Linked DNA regions of Homo sapiens: all the other regions are linked to region 1. Evidence: chromatin contacts called from ENCODE Hi-C or POLR2A ChIA-PET data. All regions are on one chromosome and are shown on one strand. Each heading gives the region's core, a stretch centred on a gene start or an enhancer-like site at or near the end of the contact. The rest is flanking DNA. Distances are from core to core; before and after follow the strand shown. Region 1 holds the start of IGBP1 (immunoglobulin binding protein 1). Region 2 holds the start of TAF1 (TATA-box binding protein associated factor 1). Region 3 holds the start of ZMYM3 (zinc finger MYM-type containing 3). Region 4 has its middle 36 kb from the start of NLGN3.

Evidence for each region. A loop is a pair of places that touch in the nucleus more often than their neighbours do. ChIA-PET counts read pairs that join two places held with the same protein, here RNA polymerase II (POLR2A). Pooled maps may share reads with other maps.
Region 2: a loop to region 1 is called in a map of gastrocnemius medialis, with 10 times the contacts of the local background. The contact joins the promoter of TAF1 here to the promoter of IGBP1 in region 1. A Hi-C loop is called at or near these places in 4 of 168 maps with a recorded cell type or tissue (CD4-positive, alpha-beta T cell, CD8-positive, alpha-beta T cell, gastrocnemius medialis and 1 more), 1 of 37 single-sample maps with no recorded cell type and 13 of 50 pooled maps. POLR2A ChIA-PET finds 5 or more read pairs at or near these places in 3 of 52 experiments (CD4-positive, alpha-beta T cell, activated B cell and naive thymus-derived CD8-positive, alpha-beta T cell).
Region 3: a loop to region 1 is called in a pooled map, with 14 times the contacts of the local background. The contact joins the promoter of ZMYM3 here to the promoter of IGBP1 in region 1. A Hi-C loop is called at or near these places in 2 of 37 single-sample maps with no recorded cell type and 6 of 50 pooled maps. POLR2A ChIA-PET finds 5 or more read pairs at or near these places in 1 of 52 experiments (activated B cell).
Region 4: a map of CD8-positive, alpha-beta T cell shows a loop between it and region 1 (16-fold over the local background). The contact joins the enhancer-like site here to the promoter of IGBP1 in region 1. A Hi-C loop is called at or near these places in 4 of 168 maps with a recorded cell type or tissue (CD14-positive monocyte, CD8-positive, alpha-beta T cell, gastrocnemius medialis and 1 more) and 10 of 50 pooled maps. POLR2A ChIA-PET finds 5 or more read pairs at or near these places in 1 of 52 experiments (GM10248).

Annotation. Positions count from the first base shown.
Region 1 is chrX:70,131,725-70,134,913 of GRCh38, reverse strand. It overlaps IGBP1 (immunoglobulin binding protein 1), which reads right to left and starts at 1,467. Exons shown (of 7, transcript NM_001551.3): 1 at 1,374-1,467; 2 at 779-1,191; 3 at 98-391. The coding sequence starts at 966. RefSeq lists an enhancer at 589-1,048.
Region 2 is chrX:71,364,722-71,367,910 of GRCh38, reverse strand. It overlaps TAF1 (TATA-box binding protein associated factor 1), which reads right to left and starts at 1,554. Exons shown (of 38, transcript NM_004606.5): 1 at 1,417-1,554; 2 at 298-412. The coding sequence starts at 1,536. RefSeq lists enhancers at 249-944, 1,463-1,512, 2,003-2,052, 2,221-2,790 and a silencer at 1,673-1,862.
Region 3 is chrX:71,252,676-71,255,864 of GRCh38, reverse strand. It overlaps ZMYM3 (zinc finger MYM-type containing 3), which reads left to right and starts at 1,725. Exons shown (of 25, transcript NM_201599.3): 1 at 1,725-1,836; 2 at 2,591-3,189. The coding sequence starts at 2,610. LOC105373247 (a long non-coding RNA gene) reads right to left here and starts at 1,057. Exons shown (of 4, transcript XR_938434.2): 1 at 865-1,057. RefSeq lists silencers at 1,110-1,159, 1,180-1,229.
Region 4 is chrX:71,179,211-71,182,399 of GRCh38, reverse strand. No RefSeq gene overlaps it. Among named protein-coding and RNA genes, the nearest start is that of NLGN3, 36 kb to the right of the region's middle. RefSeq lists enhancers at 1-17, 67-361, 418-467. Within about 2 kb of position 1,624, at least 10 of the 41 ENCODE cell types and tissues checked have a DNase peak (open chromatin) inside an H3K27ac peak, as active enhancers do; they include CD14-positive monocyte and CD8-positive, alpha-beta T cell, where a contact is called at or near this core.

The sequences.
Region 1 (3,189 bases), core at 218-2,717:
GACACATACCATTCTGGCCCCCCACCACCCGCCAAGAAAGCATGCCCCTGAAAAGCACCGCCATTGGGCAGGCCTCATATTATAGCTATTGACCCACCTCTGTATTTTAGCCTGTCTTTGAGATGCCATAGCAACGAGACTAGGATAAGCCATGGAGGAATTGGCAGTGTGATTTTCAGCAGAGTTGTTCATGGTTTTGGGCAGCTCAAACTCTGCCACATGATAGCAATGGCACTGAGTTAAGTAGTTTATAAAGTGTTCTCGAGCCCGCTGCAAATGATCTAGACGCTTGCTGGGGTTGACTTGTTTCATGGTGAGGGCTCCTTGAAACGCTGGCACCAAAAGGTACTTCAGGTCGGTGGAAGCAATCTCTTCCAAATCTTCATTTCGGCTGGAAGAGCAAAAAGGAGGCAGTGAAGCCTGACTAGGCATTCAAATTGTGGCCCTTGCTTTCTGGGGGACGGAGTGGGAGGCTGGGCTGGGAGTGGACCAGAGGGAGGAGGCACGGGGAACAGCGGCCAGTTTCACTCAATGAAAGTGGCTGAGGGCTCACACCCAATGCCTATGCAATCAGCAGACGCTAGGAAGCAGAGTCGTAAGATATCAACCATCTGGGAAGAGAGGTGGGGAATGTAAACAATGTACACAAGATCGCAGTGGTAAGTAGGAACGAAACGTTCTCACCACTAAAGGTCCCCTCCACTCAGGCGCAATGGCTCCACCCTTGGTAACCATTATTACCTTCGTTCTCAGCCATTATTACTATCTTCCCCCATACCTGAACAAGTCGAGCTGCGATAACATTTCGGCAGCCTTCTCAAGGAGGTCCAAGCCCTTGAACACCTTCTCCTGGACTATCCGGGAACCGGCGGGTTCAGTCGCCACTTCTACTTCGTCCAGTAACTGTCTACCAGTTTCGAACAGCTCGGGGAGCCGCGGCAGCTGTAACTCGTCCTCAGCAGCCATCTTGGGGAGAGAGGAACCCGGAAGATCTCTTTTCCGGGGTCAAAGGCAACCTTGATAAAGAAGAATTAGGCGAGCGCGGACAAAACCGGAAGAAGCACCTCATTGGTCCAGTAGCTTCACTGTTAACAAAGCATCAAAGGACTTCCGGGAGCCGCTGTTAGCCGGCCCTGGCAACCGTTTCCATAGACTCATTTTACCAGGCAGCCCGTTACAAGTCGTAGGCATCTGTTAAAAGCAAACAAACAAGCAAAACCCTAGGCGCTGTTTTACCATGAGCTCCTCGTCGCCGACACGGGGCTGAGAAGTTCTGTGGGCTCTGAAGCCCGGGTGAGGCGAGGCTGAATTCGGAGCGCGAGGAGTGCGGACGAGCGAGTGCGTTTTAGGAGCCAGTCTGGCGCGCCCCTTACCTCGCGAGTAGCTCCCTAGGTTGAGGAGTCCAGGGACTCTAGCCGCCGCACCACTCCCACGGTTTGAAGATCCGGTCGCTTGAGCGCGAAGTGCAAGTAGCGCCCCCCTGCGGTTTCCGTCCACCCACCAGATGGAGCTCCGGGTTCCTCCCAGCCAATCCTCTCCCGTCCTCTTCCCCCTTCACCCCACACACGCCTACGACCCGTAGGCCGGCGTCCGGTGGAGCCCCCCTCAGCAAGATTGGCAACCTGCAACTCCGGTCACCGCACAGCCGGCTTCCCTTCGTGCACTTAGTTCCTACATCAAATGTTATTTCTGTGCAACCTTCCTTGTCTCTCTACCGCCTTCCACCCTGTGCCCTTCAGCCGCCAAGTCTGGGTTTCTCCTATGCATCTCTATCATGGCACCTACCACGCTGTATAATTGCTAGTGACTTACAAATCTCTCTTATCAGAATGAATTTGACTCATCTTTGCACCACTCTGGCTAGCCTGAGTACTCAGTATCAGTCATTATCTGAATAAAAAAAAAAAGTGATCAGTTTGGAAAGCAGCCAACTTATGCAGAACAGCATTGTTCAGTAGGTAGTTACTAGCTACATGTGGTTACTAAGCACTTGAAAGTGGCTATTTTGAATCGAGATGTGCTGCAAGTGTAAAAAACACCCCAGATTTCAAAGACATTTAAAAAAAAAAGAATGAAAAATGTAAATACTTTTTACATGGACTACATGTTGAAATGATAGTCTTTTGGATATGTTGGATTAAATATATTATTAGAATTAATTGTACTTCTTTCTTTTCACTTTGTAAATGTGCCTGCCAGATAATTTAAAACTATATTTGTAGCTCCCATTATATTTCTACTGGACAGAACTGATGGAAAACATAATTTCAGGACTTCAAAGAAGGGACGTCATTGTTTTGAACAAAGCAATATAAATACATACTGATTACCTTAGGACGCAGCCTGAATTGTCCTAGGAGATTTAAGTAGCAGGCACACTGTCTACCCCTGAAAATAAACTTTTAAACTAGTATTTTAAACTACATATCGTTGAGAAGAAAAAAAGCTTCATTAAAAAACAACTAGAGGGCAATATAGGACAGTATAAAATAGGTGATATGTTGTATTGCACAGGCTGTTGGAAAAGCAAGAAAGGGCAAGTCATCCCATGCTAGGAGTAGTTCAGAAGGCTTCTTAGACATGACATGCGGTCACATAGAAGAATGTCAAAGTTTAAAGGGAACCCCCAAAATCGGAGGAAAAACTTGAGACCAGAAAGGTTAAGGGACTTGTCCAGCCAGTTTGTGACAAAGTCAGTGACTTCTGCGTTCAATTGTTTCTACTCCATTAACCTTCAGTTGGGTAGGATTTAGAAAGATGAAGACCTTTAATGTGGGACAGATTGAAGCCCCAAACTAGAACAGTGCTTCCTAAGAGGGAGAGGAGGCTGTGGCACACATGTAGGTTGAAAAAGCTTCCCAGGTGATTCTAATAAACCTTCCCTTGCAACCCCTGCTTTATAAACTAAGAAGGAAGTGAGGCTTTGGCGAATTACCTATTTGGTTTATCTGGCACCTCTAGTAAACTGACCTTTCAGGGTCAGGCTTGGCAGGGAATATAAAGAAAAAGATAGTACTTGTGGAGGAGACTTAGAAATGTAGTAATTGTGAGAGTAAAGATAATTTGCTTCTCTGCATTTGCTTGGATTAAAACATGTCTTTACTGTTACTTAAGAGGAAAAAAATGTGCACAGTCTTAATTTGGTCTTAAACTTTGTAAGTCATTTTTTATGGCTTTCAAAATTAGTCT
Region 2 (3,189 bases), core at 305-2,804, 1.2 Mb before region 1:
TCACCTCAGGCCAGGAGTTCAAGACCAGTCTGACCAATATGATGAAACCCTGTCTCTACTAAAAATACAAAAATTAGCCGGGCGTGGTGGTGCGTGCCTGTAGTCCCAGCTACTCAGGAGGCTGAGACAGGAGAAATGCTTGAACCCGGGTGGCGGAGGCTGCAGTCAGCCCAGATCGCCCCACTGCACTCCAACCTCGGAGACAGAGCGAAACTCCGTCTTACACACACAAAAAAGTACATACATAGTAGGTGGCTAGCCTCCTCCCCCGCCTACTCCCCACAACCCAGACTTCACCTTCATCATTTACCAAGGCACCGTCAGTCCCGGTCAATTCTTCATTTGCCGTGAGTTCAGTGATCAGGCTGCCCAGCCCCAAAGCCCCCAAGCCTGCCAAGTGCTTCTTACATTCCTGAAAAAGGGACAGCACGAGTCGAAGATAACAACTAAACCTACGACTCCCACACCACAGGACTTATTTCCCTGGTCCACGACAAAGTCACAAATCCACATGAAAAATGACTGTGCAGTGTGCCAAAACAAGCAACACGTTCGAGAACTGTAATATACATCTACCAAACTCCGCATCGATCAGATCTTTATTAAAGCACCACAGCCAACTGCATCGCCCACACTTTAAAGTATACTACAAGAGAAGACGAATCAAATAACTACTGCCAAGACTGAATGAATGGAACGGTCGTTCTCGGAACGAGGGCCGAGGCAGGGGGATCAGTGGGATTGGAGGCGTCGAGGCGGGGCTCGTTCGGTCCCTGTTTCGCATGCGCCTGCGGCACAGGAGGGGCCACAGCGGCCGACAGCTTCACTCCTCAAGAAAACGGGCCTAAGTGAAGGCAGGGTAGTTTCACTAGGGCGCAGGACACTATTTCACGAAAGTCAGTGAAGACGCTGGGAGAGCCACCTAAAAGGCGCACTGTGACCAGGAGGCCCGCTCGGGTGCTAGGAACACCCCATTGTCCTAAGCCTGAGGCCGGAACCAAACGAGCGGGAGGCAGGTCCTGTCCAGTCCTCTGGCTCTATAGAGCCATCTCAGGGCAGCGATGTCAGAGGGGCAGGCAGTGTCAAGAATCTCCAAGCAGGTTACGGGTGGGAAGCCATCTCAGTAGGCGAAACCAGCATGTGTCCTACTGTCTGGTCGGCAGAGCGCTAGCTCCAAAGCCACTATTCCCTGCGCCCCTGGCCCCGGGCTCGCCTCGCGCTCTCTTCTGCCCACTCTCCCCCAGAACGATCACTCCCACGCCACGTTGCTCCCGCACCCATGAGGACGGGATCCTCCTCCCCGGCGTTAGCTGCGCCCTGTTCTCGCTGCCTGAGCACCCTCTCCTTTCCTCCCCGCACCTCCTTCCTCTGCTTAGCCCCACCCCCCGAGCCCTACCCCCACGCCCACCCCCTCACATCATCCAAGACGCTTTCCCCCTCCAGCTGCCCGGCTCCATTGATGTTGCCGAAAAGGAAACCCGCTAAAGAAAATGGGCCGCCTCCAGCGGAATCTTCGTCGCTGTCCGTGTCTGACATGATGGCGGCAGCAGTGATGGTAGCTGCTGTCCGCAGCAGCAAATCGCAGCCGGGTCCCATAGACCGGAAATAAAACAACAGTCGCCCAGAAGTGACTTACTGAGCTCCCTTACCCTACCAGCCTCTACCGGAAGCTCAAAACAGAGGGGAAAGGGAGGGGGAAGTGGGGAGAGGGGAGGGGGAAGGGGGGGAAAACCCGGAAAGACCGGCTATCCTAAGAGAAAGAAGTAACTACTTTACTAACGGCTTTTGATTCGACGCTACGGGATCAGGAGGATGGATATGTGGAAAGCGGTTGGTCAAAGAAAATATTCAGTCCCGCCCGCTCCCACTGCTCCGCGCGCGAGCTTTCTCACGGCACCGAATTAGAGCAGTGGCTCTTCCTCCAATCAGAAGGAGCTGCTCGAGTCACGTGGCTTACGCGCAGGCAACCTCGGGTTCCTGTACCACAATACCCGGAAGTAAGGGTAAGAGCCGGTCTTTGTGCTGCGTGCAATTTCACCGGTCCGTCCCAAGGAGAGACTTGACGTAAATTATACAGGCATTCCCGAGCTATGCAGGTTACTTGTTTTGAGTTGACATTTTTCCCTAGAAATTGATTTTTTGACCGGACGCGGTGGCTTACGCCTGTAATTCCAGCACTTTGAGAGGCCGAGGTGGGAGGATCGCTTGAGCCCACGAGTATGAGGCCAGCCTGGACAAGAAAGCGAGACTCCATCCATACACAAAATCAAAAAAATTAGCCAGATGTGGTGGCCAGTGCCTGTAGTCCCAGCTGTTGGGGGGTCTGAGGTGGGAGCCAGGAGTTGGAGTCTGCAGTGACCTGTGATCGGGCCACTGCACTCCAGCCCGCCTCAAAAAAAATACTTGTTCCCCCAACGTTTTATTTCGGAAAATGTGAAAGTTTAGTAAAATGAACAGCTGACCCCTCACCTAGACTCACAATGGTTAACATTTTGCTAGGATTTTTGTTTTTCTAAACCATTTATGGGCATCTTGTTCTTCACTCCTAAAAATAAGCATCTTAACTATGGAACCAAAGTACCTTTATCACAACTTTAGGAAGTAAGTCAATATTATTTAAGGAAGAGTCCGCACTTAAATTTCCCCAGTTGTCCTAGTTGGAACATTTTACGGGGTTTCGTCATGTTGCACAGGCTGGTCTCAGACTCCTGGGCTCAAGCAATCTGCCCGTTTCAGCCTCCCAAAGTGCTGGGATTGCAGCCATGAGCCAACACCCCGGCTTTCACCTTGCTTTTTTCACATATTATGATAATATAGACTGAAATAATTTCTTTACCACATCATAGCACTCTTCCTCATTCTCCCTTTTTTCCAATACTAGGATCCATTCACGTTTCATGCATTGTATTTGGTCATCTTCCTTTAGTCCAGAATCACCTGCCTTCTTGTTTGTTTTTCATGACACTAAATATTTGGAAGAATCCAGGCAAGTTGTCTTGAAAACATTCCATGATCCGAATTTCTCTTGTTTCCTTTTTTTTTTTGAGACGTAGTCTCGCTCTGTTGCCCAGGGTGGAGTGCAGTGGTGCTATCTCGGCTCATTGCAAGCTCCACCTCCTGGGTTCACACCATTCTCCTGCTTCAGCCTCCCAAGTATCTGGGACTACAGGCGCCCGCCACCAAGCCCGG
Region 3 (3,189 bases), core at 476-2,975, 1.1 Mb before region 1:
GAAATAAACAGGAGGTAGGAGATGGGTACACAGAATGCTGGTTAAGACAAAGAGAAAGCTGGATTTGGGAAATCTAAAAGTAAGAAACTCTGGCTTTTATCTCTGTATGTAGGAGGGAGCAAAGATAACCTCAAGGCCATGTGGGGAGCTAGCAAGGATAAGGTTTCTGGGAAAAGGAATGAGAAAAGGGAGGGTAAACTCCCGAGGACTACAAGAGCAGGAGAGGCTTTGTGTGGCCAGGAGGAGAGGCCAGAAGTCAACGAGGCAGGCTAGAATAGGCACTGGATACCAAACCTTCCTGTTCCTAAGGAGACTTCCTTCCAGCCTGAGCCTCCTCTAGTAGTTCGGCTACTAAATGCTCTCAGCCCTTAGGGGCTGTGGTGGGAAGTGGGGAGCGGGGATTGTAAAGTGCTCTAACTATTAATATAATGCGGACTGAGAATGGATGCTGGCACAATTTTTTAAAGGCAGTAGGCTTAACGCTAGTGCCACCTACCCCTACTCCACTTCTCTAGCCTAACCTCAGCCACACCCACATGCTAAGGACCATCCAGGAGGGGGGAGCGTGTAGCGCGCCTGCGTGCTCGTGCGCACGAGAAGCAGAGAGGCAGAGAAGGAGACAAAAAGAGATAGGGGGAGAGAGAGAGAGAGAGCGAGAAGAGAGAGACAGACAAGGACAGAAAGGGGGCTGGAGGAGAAAGAGAGAGAGAGATACAGAGAGAGAGAGAGAGAGAGAGAGAGAGAGAGAGAGAGAGAGAGAGAGAGAGAGAGAGAGAGAGATCAGCCCTGGTGAGGGAGGAAAACTCCATAGATAATACAGGGAGCTCCTGCAGGAAGACTCAGGGAGAAGATCCCAGAACTTACCCTAAGACTGTTGAGAGAGTAGGGGGTAGCTTTGCAGGACCTGGTTTGGGGGTCATCAAGCAGTAACGGTTACTGCACAGGCGTTGCCACTGAGCCAGAGCCATTTAACCCGACCTGTGTGGCTGGGGATCAAGCTTCAGATACCCCATAACTCTGACTCTCAGACTGTTTTGGGGGCCCCGTGGCTGCAGACAAGGGAAGGAGGGGCACGTGAGGGCTGGGTCCCTGCCTCCCCCCGTCCTCCGCTGTCACTCACTACCCCAACAGTCGCCCAGGGGGCGGGACCCGGAGAGGTGGGGATGGGGGAGGGTAATCTTGGCAGGCGCCTGCTGCATGGCGTAGGTAGGGACTATTGAGGGGGGCGGACGCCGAGGGGGTGAACACGAGTGGGAAGCTAAGAGAGACACGGGGAGGGGGAGGGGACCGGGAACCATTTGAATGAGAGGAGGGGATCACGGGTAGAGTGGGCTCCAGGAGGTAGGGCGAGCAGGGTGTGACGGGGGCCAGACTCTTGAGCCAGGTAAGGGGAGCAGGTGCGTAGATCTGTGTTTTTTGTGGGTGAGCGCACTCGGCCCTTGGGTGGAAAGGGGACGCCGCCTTTCCCGGGGGGCCGGCTTCAAAGCTCCAGAGGCTATCTTTTCCTTCTCAACTAACGGGGCCCCGGGCGGGGGCTCAGGCGCCGTCTCTAGTGGCTGCATTCCACTCCGCAATTTCCAGGCGGCCACTGGACTGGGAGTCTCGCGCCGGGGGCCGGCGCTGTCTCGCGAGCCCCCTCCTCGAGCCAGCCAATGGGGTTGGTTGCTGGCACCGCCCGCCCGCCTGGTGCAGAGCGCTGGGCGCTGCGAGCGGCGCTGCCATTTAAAGGGGCCGCGACCCCTGTCCCGGCTGCTAGGGAGGGAGGTAGAGAAGGAGCGCGGGGCCGTCGCTGTCTGCAGTTCTAGGCTTGTAGCCTTTGCACTAACCCTGCCGCAGGTAGGGGTCGGGCCTGCTCAAGCCGAACCGAACCTGCAAGCGGGATCTTGCAGTAGCCGGGAGGCGGTGGTGGGGGGGTCTAAGGAGAGATCGTAGCTCCAAAATGTCTTCCTGTAAATGCCTGAGGTTGGGGGTGGGCAACAGGAGAAGGGAGGACTGGAGGAGCAATGGGAAAGGGGGACGGGGCTGAGGAAGTGGGCGACCTGAAAGGTAACTGGGGGGAAGGGGTTGCGAAGGGCAGTTTGTGGGGGCGGGGGAAGGGCCGAGGGAGGACCTAGCAACGCGGGGAGGGGGGGTGGGGCCAGACAGGGTGGGTAAAGACTGGGGAGCTGGGGGGCTCCTGCAGAGTGGGGAGGGAATAGAAACTGAGATCGCGGGGGCGGGAAAGGCTCCTGGTGGCGACGGCCTTAGGAGACTCTAAGGGGGCGTTCAGCCTGAGTTGCGGGGGGTAAAAGGTAAGGGGGGAAGGGAATGGGAGTTGCAGTCGAGTAGGGGGGTGGGCGGGTAGAACGACCGACTGCCTGGCCAGTGTGGGCACGGGGCCAGGGCGGGGAACGCCTCTCCCCACTGGGGGCGCTGTATTGGGGGGAGTGGTCATTAGGACTAAAGCCTTCGGAAATGCTTGTAGATTGTGGTGGTGGGGGCTGCTCATGAGAAATCCAAGTGGATGATGGGGTGTGTCTCAGAGCCTATATAAGAAGGAATTCAGGCTAAGACCACCTCTACTGCCCCCTCTTCTACTCCTAATCTGCAGTACATATCCAGCCATACTCATGGACCCCAGTGATTTCCCCAGTCCATTTGACCCATTGACCCTGCCAGAGAAGCCCCTGGCTGGAGACCTACCAGTAGACATGGAATTTGGAGAGGATCTACTGGAATCCCAGACTGCCCCAACTCGAGGATGGGCCCCCCCTGGCCCTTCTCCATCCTCGGGAGCCCTGGACCTGCTTGATACCCCTGCTGGCCTGGAAAAAGACCCTGGAGTCCTGGATGGAGCCACTGAGTTGCTGGGGCTGGGGGGGCTGCTCTATAAAGCCCCCTCTCCCCCGGAGGTGGACCACGGTCCTGAGGGAACCCTGGCATGGGATGCAGGAGATCAGACCCTAGAGCCTGGACCAGGGGGCCAGACCCCTGAGGTGGTACCACCTGATCCAGGGGCTGGGGCAAATTCCTGTTCACCTGAGGGGCTACTAGAGCCTTTGGCTCCAGATTCTCCAATAACACTGCAGTCCCCACATATTGAAGAGGAGGAGACCACCTCCATAGCTACTGCAAGAAGGGGCTCCCCTGGGCAGGAGGAGGAGCTTCCCCAAGGGCAGCCACAGAGCCCAAATGCCCCGCCTAGCCCTT
Region 4 (3,189 bases), core at 375-2,874, 1.0 Mb before region 1:
TCCTCGATAGGATTCACCAAATCCACTTCCCTAGGGCGAGGCGGCGGAGGTGGGGGGTGGGCGTCGAGTGGGAGCGAGGAGAGAGAGGACGGGAGGGGCGGGAATCAGGCGAGTGTGTGAAGAATTTGAGGGATGAGTCATCAAAAACAAACTGGGAAAGGGAGCGGAACTAGTAATCCGAGCTGGGAAGCAGACGAACATTCATTAGACGCAGATCGTGTCAATCACGTTTGCTCCGCAAATGACCTGAGAGCCTGCCGGGCCTCTCCGACCGGAAAAAGGGTTTTGGTGGGCGGTCTAAAGATTTTGAAATCGGAAAAGGCAGATTGCTAGCGAGCCGTCAGAGCAGCTTGCCGCAGCTCAGGCGGGCTCCGCAGAAAGATGGCGTTTGCTATCAAGGTCACATGGCCACTTTAGGGGACTAAAACGAAATACTAGCTGAGAACAACAGGAACTGCCAGCACAGGATCAGATTTTCAGAAGCAGTCTCAATTCTAAGTGTCTTTTTCTAATTAGAATCGTAAGCACATTTTTTTGTATTTGTCCGAACACATGTCCTAAGTCATCAAAACTATGTGAAGGGGTGGAGTTTCACTGGGGGTCTTCTCTTTCCGGGAGCCTGAAAAGGATGGGAGGAGGGTGGGGGAAACCCAAGGGCCAGGGTAACCGCAGAACCGGAAAGCAGCACGTGCCAGGACAGAAGGCACCCACTAGGGTCTCTGCACTGAGAGCAGTATGGGAAACCGATTCCACCAGGGACTGTGAAACTCACTAGATCTGTTAGGCTGGTGCAAAAGTAATGGCGGTTTTTGCCGTTAAAGGTAATTGCAAAAACCGCCATTACTTTTGCACCAACCTTCAGGTTCGGGTCTACGCAGCTTTGTCTAACCTCTGACCTCTCATGAGTTGGGAAAGGTTACCCTGGCAAAAAAGGATTTGCTTAGGTGCCCTATACATTGTACCAGATAACTTCCTCTATGATTTTTTTTTTTTTTTTTGAGATGGAGTTTTCACTCTTGTTGCCCAGGCTGGAGTGCAATGGCACGATCTCGGCTCCTTGCAACCTCCGCCTCCCGGGTTCAAGTGATTCTGCTGCCTCAGCCTTCGAAGTAGCTGGGATTACAGGTACCTGCCACCACATCTGGCTAATTTTTTGTACTTTTAGTGGAGATGGGGTTTCACCATGTTGGCCCAGCTGGTCTCGAACTCCTGACCTCAGGTGATCCACCTGCCTCAGCTTCCCAAAGTGCTTGGATTACAGGCGTGAGTCACTGCGCCTGGCCTCCTCTGTGGTTAAGCTTTATTTATTTATTTATTTATTTATTTATTTATTTATTTATTTATTTTGAGATGGAATTTCGCTCTGTCATCCAGGCTGGAGTGCAGTGGTTCAGCTCAGTGCAACTTCCACCTCCCGGGTTCAAGCTATTCTCCAGCCTCAGCCTCCCGAGTAGCTGGGGTTACAGGAGTGTGCCACCATGCCCAGCTAATTTTTGTATTTTAGTAGAGATGGGGTTTATTTTATTTTTATTTAGTAGAGGCAGGGTTTCACCATGTTGGCCAGGCTAGTCTCAAACTCCTGACCTTAGGTGATCTGCCCATCTCGGCCTCCGTAAGTCCTGGGATTACAGGTGTGAGCCATCAGGCCCGGCCAACTATGGTTAAACTTTAGTTGATACAAGATAAGAAATGTGAACACTGTAAGCCCATTTGTTTGTGTGTTCTCTTGTTACCTCTTTTGGTTACTTTCTTATTCATTAGTGTCCTAGCAAATGTTACTTTTCAAAAATTGCAGCCTTGTCTTAACTAAAAGATAAAAAGGAATTTGTTTACTTCTTAGCCGGTACAGTTAGAGGGCATGCACTCTGGCAGCCCTGTAATATAGGGACCAGGGAAGAACTGAGGCAAATAAAAGTAGTGATCCATGAATCGAAGCATTCAAATCTAGCTGATGGTTTCTTTCTTTTGCACTTCTGCCATTTTCATGCCCCTCACCTGCAATTGACAATCCAAACTGAGAGCTGGTCCAGGATTCTCCAGCACCCAGAAGAGCCTGAGTGGGCACAACAGAAACTCAGACTTTAAGGGTACCTAGGAATGGAAGTAGTAGCAGAAGGATTAACCTTTTCATTAGCTCAGTCTTGTCCTTGCTCAGCTCTGGCCATCCCAGTTCAAGCCATCCCCTCAAACTATGCTCTACTAATACTCCTTTATAAGTTATCATCAGACCACTCCAGTTTTTGTTTGTTTGTTTGTTGTTGTTGTTGTTGAGACAGAGTCTCAGGCTGTCGCCCAGGCTGGAGTGCAGTGGCGCGGTCTCGGTTCACTGCAACCTCCGCCTCCCAGGTTGAAGTGATTCTCCTGCCTTACCCTCCAGAGTAGCTGGGATTACAGGCACCCGCCACCATACCTAGCTAATTTTTGTATTTTTTGTAGAGACGGGTTTTCACCACGTTGGCCAGGCTGGTCTCAAAAATTCCTGACCTCAAGTGATCCGCCCACCTCGGCCTCCCAAAGTGCTGGGATTACAGGTGTGAGCCACCGCACCCAGCCTCAGTGTCAGTTTTATTGATCCTTTTGAATCTATTTAGGAATGGGGCTTGAGGGAAAAGGGGGCCACCATCTGTTCTGTTATCTGAGGCACCGTTTCTCCCTCCCCTAACCTTTAAGAGGGGCTGTAGGAATTCTAAGTGTAGTTTCAATAAACAGGTTTCTTATGGAGGAGCTATTCTAGCTCAGTCGTTCTAGAATAGTATAGCCCACTCAGGAAGAAACAACATTTAAACTTGAGCTCAGGGGGAACAAGACTCATTTACTGCTCCTCCCTTGGCCACCCTAGACAATCATGACAATTTCTCTTGGTCACGTCTGAGAGAGAGGTGTTGTAATAATCTTTTGTGGATACTCAAGTCATCATAAGAGAATGTGTGGGGGTAGAGAGAGAGGGACATGGCAAACCCAGTCCTGTAGTATTCTGGGGAAAGTACTCTGGGGGAAGATACTCTATTTACCCCAGGGGTACTCTAGGGAAAAATATAAACTTTGGTAACATAGGAAAGGATGGCTATGAGGCCTGGTTCAGGACTTTCCCTTTCCTCCTCTTCTTTTCCATTTACACAGACCCCAGAGTGCCTCTGAATGGCTGGTTCTATCCTACTGGAAGGAAGATAGCCCCATCCCTAGATGCTG